Regions from separate parts of the Mus musculus genome. Here region 1 is linked to region 2. Evidence: chromatin loops called from intact Hi-C (ENCODE). Cell type or tissue: gastrocnemius. All regions are shown on one strand. Each heading gives the region's core, and the rest is flanking DNA. Links, peaks and the distances in the headings are about the cores only.

Region 1 (2,913 bases), core at 261-2,760, 200 kb before region 2:
TGAGCAATAATCTTTTCCCCACATGTAGCCATGTTCCATGTTATTGAGCTGGTAGCTTGAAATTGGTCATTGAAGGAGTACTTAAAGAAGATGCGACTTTTTTTCTTGTTGCTTTGAGGCAGGGTCTTACTGTGTAGCCCCAGTTATCCTGGAACTTACTGTGTTGACTAGACTGGTCTTGAACTCGGAGAGATCCACCTGTTTCTGCCTGTTGAGTGCTGGCACTAAAGGTATGCTTCTGTATCTTAACGAAGGACATTTTGTCTCCTTAGAGGACATTTGGTAATCATTAGGGATATATTTTGTCATAATTTTGGGGTTGCTGCTGACATCTAGTGGAGCCAGGCATAGCACTTATTATCCCTGCAATCTGGAGGACAGATTTCCCCATCTCCATAGCAATAATTCTCTAGCCCCACATGACCTTAGTGTTGAGGCTGATTTTGAATTATACCAAAGCAGGTGGCAAACATAAATGTGGCCAGCCTGCTCCCCAGGTCTGTCCTGCCCTCATCTTCTCTCCCTTTATCTCTCTGTTTTTGGGTACCAGTTACCAGCTAACTCAGAAAATGATTCCTTATATCTATGTCAAGTAAAATCCGTAATTCTTTTCAGAAGCCGACTGGAAAAATATGATTTCAGACGAGTGACAGGAACTTCTCCCCCGGGTAGTTCATTCAGGCTGTGGGTTGACAGGCTTTCTGCACAGGGAAGGGGAATTAATCGTTTAAACTTGGCAGACCATGTGGCCTCTGTGAGAACCACCATAGAGTAGAACACATCTTAATTCTTAAAGGAAGGGACATATATCTGTGTTCCAATAAAACCTTAGTTTCAAAGCATGTTGATAGTTTGCATATTTGGAAAAATAGCTCAGTCTGTCCCAGTCACTTTCTCAACCAAAGCTTTATTCTGGTGTCGCATGCCTTCATCTTGTGTTCAAAAAGCCCCCGAAGGCTGTTATTGGTATCCGGGTCGGTATCACAGCCTTCTTGATGATGCTGGTGCTTTAGCTGCGTGTTCTGAGATCCTGTCCGCAGTTCCTGCACAGAATGGAGAGCCTTATTAAATACCACAGCTATAACACAACGTCTGTCCATTAGCAACTGTGCCAAGGATGCTGACCAATGACAGAGGAGAACCTGGAGAGCTTTGGGAGAGTCACATAATTCTGTGGTTCTTGCCTAGAAATGCTGAGGTCAAGCCTAGGAAAAACCACTGCAATGCATTATGGGCCTCATCATCAAAGGGAAGAGAAATTGTGCTATGCCAGAGGATGTGACTTCAAAGCACTGCTTTATTTTTCATGGGGCATGTGGGGGGTTATTCATACCAGTTCCCACGTCCAGACTTGTGAGATCTCAAGGACTTGGGAGTAAACTTTGGCCCATCTTACTGGTTGCAGTCACTACATTTACTTTATCCTGATCATGGAACTTTGGAATTAAAAATACCCAAATGGAAATTAGTTTAGTTTGTTGAACCTGACAGCCCTCTACAAAGAGCTTGAGGAAGCCCTGGGCTGGGGAGCTGTGCTTCGATGGAGAGAGGACTTCCAGCTCCTTGGTCTGGGAGCAATAGAGAGCTTTGCAGCTTCAGCCATATCTGTAGGTTCCTTTACAGTTGTAGTAGGAGTAGTGAGCAGATGGCAGTCGAGGCACACCAGTGCTGATAGAATCACTCTCACCCCACGCCCAATCCCTGTGGGTCAGGCCAGGACTCTTGAAACCAAGAGGTGCAGGACTGCCCTGTGTGTGCACTTGGAGCCTGGCTAAGCAAGTACGTTCATCTTCCTCAGTCACTAGGTGGCAGAATATAATTAAGATGTCAGAGTGTCTCCTGAAACATTGGAGGATGGTTTTCCGTCCCTACTTTAATGGCCTCCTTCATTACTTTGCAGTATTTGCTAGTGACATTCAGGACTGAGGTAATGGCATAAACATTTCCCTCCGCAAACACATCCTTGCATCTATTCAGGTTTTTAATGTTTTTATTCAGCTGTCCCATCTCTTAGGAAGAAGTCTCTTTAACTCGAAGTACATTCCATTCCGGATGACTGCTCCTCAGACCTCCCAAACTTCCAAGTTTTACCCGTTATTTTGTTATTCATTAGGGGACAGAAATACATACCTTCTTGCCATCTGTAAAATTTCAAATCATTTTTCACATTAAATATGAGATAAATCCATCGTGTAGATGAAAGCTCAGTGAGTCCATATGGATAATAAATATTTCTTAGTAATACTTATTTACTGATAACAGATTTGTTGGTTTTCCTAATGTTAAAGAAAATAGTCACTCATGTGAAAAAAGTCTGAAAATTTGGAAAGGAATATGAAAGGAAAGATAGACAGCAATCCTATTATTCAGAGAGACCAATTAAAAAGAGGTTATGGTGCCCCAGAATAATTCATCTTATCAAGCTGATGATGGGAAAAAGCTAAAAAGCCTCTTCATAGATAAATGTAAGCCCATTAAGATCTGATCCTTGGCTACCTAAAATTCTAGGTCAGCACTTAAAACAGAACATGCTGTTTTTATTAACATTTTATTATAGCAGATTTTAAGCATGTGCAGAAAAAAACGCAGAGAAGATGATAAACCCGCTGTGTGCACTCCACACCTAGCTTTAAAAATGAACAGTACAGAACCCATCTGACTCATTAATACATGCCAAAATGTCTTTCCTTTACGATATTTTGAGGCAAACCCCTGACTTGTTTTGCTTCATATTTACCTAGGCTAGTGCTAACCTTTAAAATAAAGTCTATTGTGCAGCTTTGGTGATCAACCCAAGTAAACAAGGGAATATAATCTCATGAATCACAATAAGGGTATGCAAAGCTACTCACTCTCAAAGAGAGTCCTAGCCTTGTTGAGGGTGGGGATGGTCTGGCTACTGGGTCAGACTCA
Region 2 (2,913 bases), core at 326-2,825:
GTCCCTGGCTCAGCGCAAGTCCGGAGTTTCCCGTTTCCCGAAGGCTAGCAGGTCAGGGCCAGGGCTACAGAAAGCGGGCCCCACAAAGCTCTCACCATGCGCCCCCAGTGCCCGCTGCGGCGGCGCACTGTCGCCGGTTTAAGGGGCGGGCCATGTCTCCACGTGCTTTCTGCTGAGTGACTGAACTACATAAACAGAGGCCGGGAAGGGGGCGGGGGAAAGAGGGAGAGAACAGCGTTTGACCGGTAGTAACCCCGGCGCTCGGCACAGCCGAATCTATAAAAGGAACTAGTCGCGGCAAAAACCAGTAATTCCGAGGGCGAGCGAGCGGGCCGGGACCGGCAGAGCCCACTTCTCTCCGCGGCGCAGCGCAAAGCTGGGCAGGGGGCGCCGCGGGACCCGCGCAACCACAGCCGGCTTGGGGAGCTGCTCTGCTCCCTGTTTCCCCCCACTTTTTTCTTCCCCTTTCTGGAAGGGTTTGTGCAGGGGTAGGGAAAACAGACTCAAACAGCAAAGTGGAAAACAGGTAAGAGGTTCTTCAGTGACTTGGGCATTTTGTTTCGGGGCCAAGGAAGCGTTGGGAAGCTCTCCGTTTTGGGGACACTGGGGGGACTCGAACTCCCATGTACCTTACTTCTGGGGATGCAAATAGTACAGGGGAGGCATAAACAGGGAAAGAATGTTCTGGGACGGGCCCTGTCGACCCTGGGACTCAGAACTGCCGCACTCGGGTCTCCCGGAATCGGAGACCAGCGAGAGCATCTCCGGCGTCGGAGACTCGCCTCTTGGGCGCAGTGTGAGCCAAGGTTCCCGGACGTCCTCGGGGTACAGCCAGTGGGGTAGGGAGAAGGGAATCCTCTACAAAGGGTCTCCTTTTGTCTGGCGCGGGGTAGGCCGTCGCCCACAAGTGTCACATCTGAGTCCTCACTCCATTATTTAACTGGTTTGTGTTGGCCTCTGACTTGGAGGTTCTCTTCCCGGGACTGGGACTGCATGTCCTTGTTTCCAAAGAACTCTAGTAGGAAGTGTCCTAAACGGGGTCTTTTATGTTACTGCTGCTTGAGTTCTCTGGGCTTTGTTCGACTCCGGGGTCCTGCCCACAGGCTTCCTGCGCTCTGGAGGGCTGCAGTCCCTGGCGCAAAGTGGGAGACCACTTTTGTTCCTTCTAAAGACAGAAAACTTAAGAGAGTCTGCAGAAACCCGAAACTGGGGTGCCCAATCCACCCTCATCTTACTGCTTTTTGCTAGTCTTCCCTTGGGGAGACTTCGGGCTGAGCACCGATTGGGAAGCTGGGGCTAGGTTGTGCAGCCGAATGACCGCAAGTAACCCCATCGGGCAGCACAGAACTCGCAGCTCGGGTGCTGGGCCGGGCTCCGCCGCCAGGGGGTGGGGGCTGGGCGGCCTGCGGGTGGCCCCTGGAGACTGGCCCGCAGCGCCTCCTGGCCGGGTAGCCTAGGTATGGCCTGGTGCGGAGTGAGAGTCTCTAGTCCTTTTGCTTCACTGTGAATCTGGTCAAAACTGGTGTTTCCAAACTGGGAGGAAACCCGAGGCCAAGAAAGCCAGTCTATGTTTTCATGTTGTTGTTTTTTTCTTTTTTGTTTTTGTTTTTTGTTTGTTTGTTTGTTTCCTGACTCCCAGACCGTTGCTCAATGAGGTTCTTGGGGATGTTGGCTGATGACAACCTTGTGGATAGGTGCCTGTTTTGGTTTCTGCACTTACCTCTGGAAAAGAGAGAAATACTTATTAAACTGTTTGCTTTTTTTTTTTTTTTTGACTTTGTGTGTTTGTTTGGGAAAACTAAGTGTCACTAGAAATAATTAGTTTGCCCCATTTGCTGCAATGGTATCACCATTCCAAAACAAAACAAGAATTTACTTCGACATCCTTCCAAGGAAGTGGGCAGAATAAATGTACAATAAAGGACAGATAAACAAAAGGAACACTTCTGGCTTAAGATGTAGGCCCCCGGTAGAGTCTACCTTGTACAAGACCTTGGGTTCTAGCACCACCAACCACAGAAGCAAAGCAAAACAAAACAGCACAAACCTTCCTTGAAGAGAATTGGTACACCACTTTCTTTCTGTGGCTCAGCCCTCACCTCCCACAGCACACACCTGACACATGCCTGCAGGCTCGAAAGCACACCCTTACCTCTTAGTCATAATTCGGAACCCTGACCCAAGTATTGATACTCTACAAGACATAAATGCCAATTAAAAAGGAGTTGTTTATCATCACCACTTTTCTTTCAGCCCATTTTTAATATTCTAATGCACACATAAGGACAACGTATTGCTGTTCCCATTGTTGAAAAACACTTCCCCCACATCAAAGGAGGTATAGACAAGCATAGAGAATATTTGAGTGGATAGTATATCAATATATAAATAATAAAGATAAATTACAGTTTCTATTGTAAGCATGTCTTTTCCTCAGCGCTATCACAAGTCATTAAAATAGGGCTTTTTTTTTTTTAAAGAAAGGTGTGATGCACAGAATTGATTATTATCTATGTGGTAACAAGTTGAATCTGAGGGTTGAGGGAAGGAAATTTTCAGCAACATAATGCTCATAGTACCATTTTGGAGCAAAAATTGCTACCATAGAATAAGTCATGGGTCTCCTTGTGAAAGTCACTGGGGTTCTGGAGGGGTCACTGGTGGTGACTTGGGTATTTGTGACGGGTGTCTTCCCGAAGATGAGTATTTTAAATCCAGCCCCCTAAAGTATTTTTTATTAGCACCCAAAGGCAGGCCTGTTGTGGCCCTTGGATGCATCTTGATTTGGAATGTGTGCGTGGTTGATGGGAGACCGTGAATTAGTCTGGAATTGGAAAGGGTGACTGGGGCTGATTGGTTTTCTACCTCTCTTCATGGAAACCCCAATGCAAACACTATTTAAAAAAAAAAAAA

What was found. A loop is a pair of places that touch in the nucleus more often than their neighbours do. Peaks named below come from ENCODE experiments on the same cell type or tissue, not always from the same donor. Only the 100,000 strongest peaks of a DNase experiment are listed, where the experiment ranks them.
Region 1: a loop joins it to region 2, with 9 times the contacts of the local background. A loop is called at or near these places in 16 of 42 quality-filtered maps.

Annotation. Positions count from the first base shown.
Region 1 is chr4:53,354,032-53,356,944 of GRCm38, reverse strand. All of the region lies in intron 2 of Gm12496 (a long non-coding RNA gene), which reads left to right. Among named protein-coding and RNA genes, the nearest start is that of Gm52737, 28 kb to the right of the region's middle. In gastrocnemius, for the core only: CTCF peaks have their summits at 339 (motif pointing left) and 1,800 (motif pointing right); a DNase peak (open chromatin) is centred at 1,713; H3K27ac peaks cover 183 bases.
Region 2 is chr4:53,157,289-53,160,201 of GRCm38, reverse strand. Abca1 (ATP-binding cassette, sub-family A (ABC1), member 1) reads left to right here and starts at 307. Exons shown (of 50, transcript NM_013454.3): 1 at 307-526. In gastrocnemius, for the core only: a CTCF peak has its summit at 1,402; DNase peaks (open chromatin) are centred at 787 and 1,381; H3K4me3 peaks cover 2,500 bases; H3K27ac peaks cover 2,124 bases.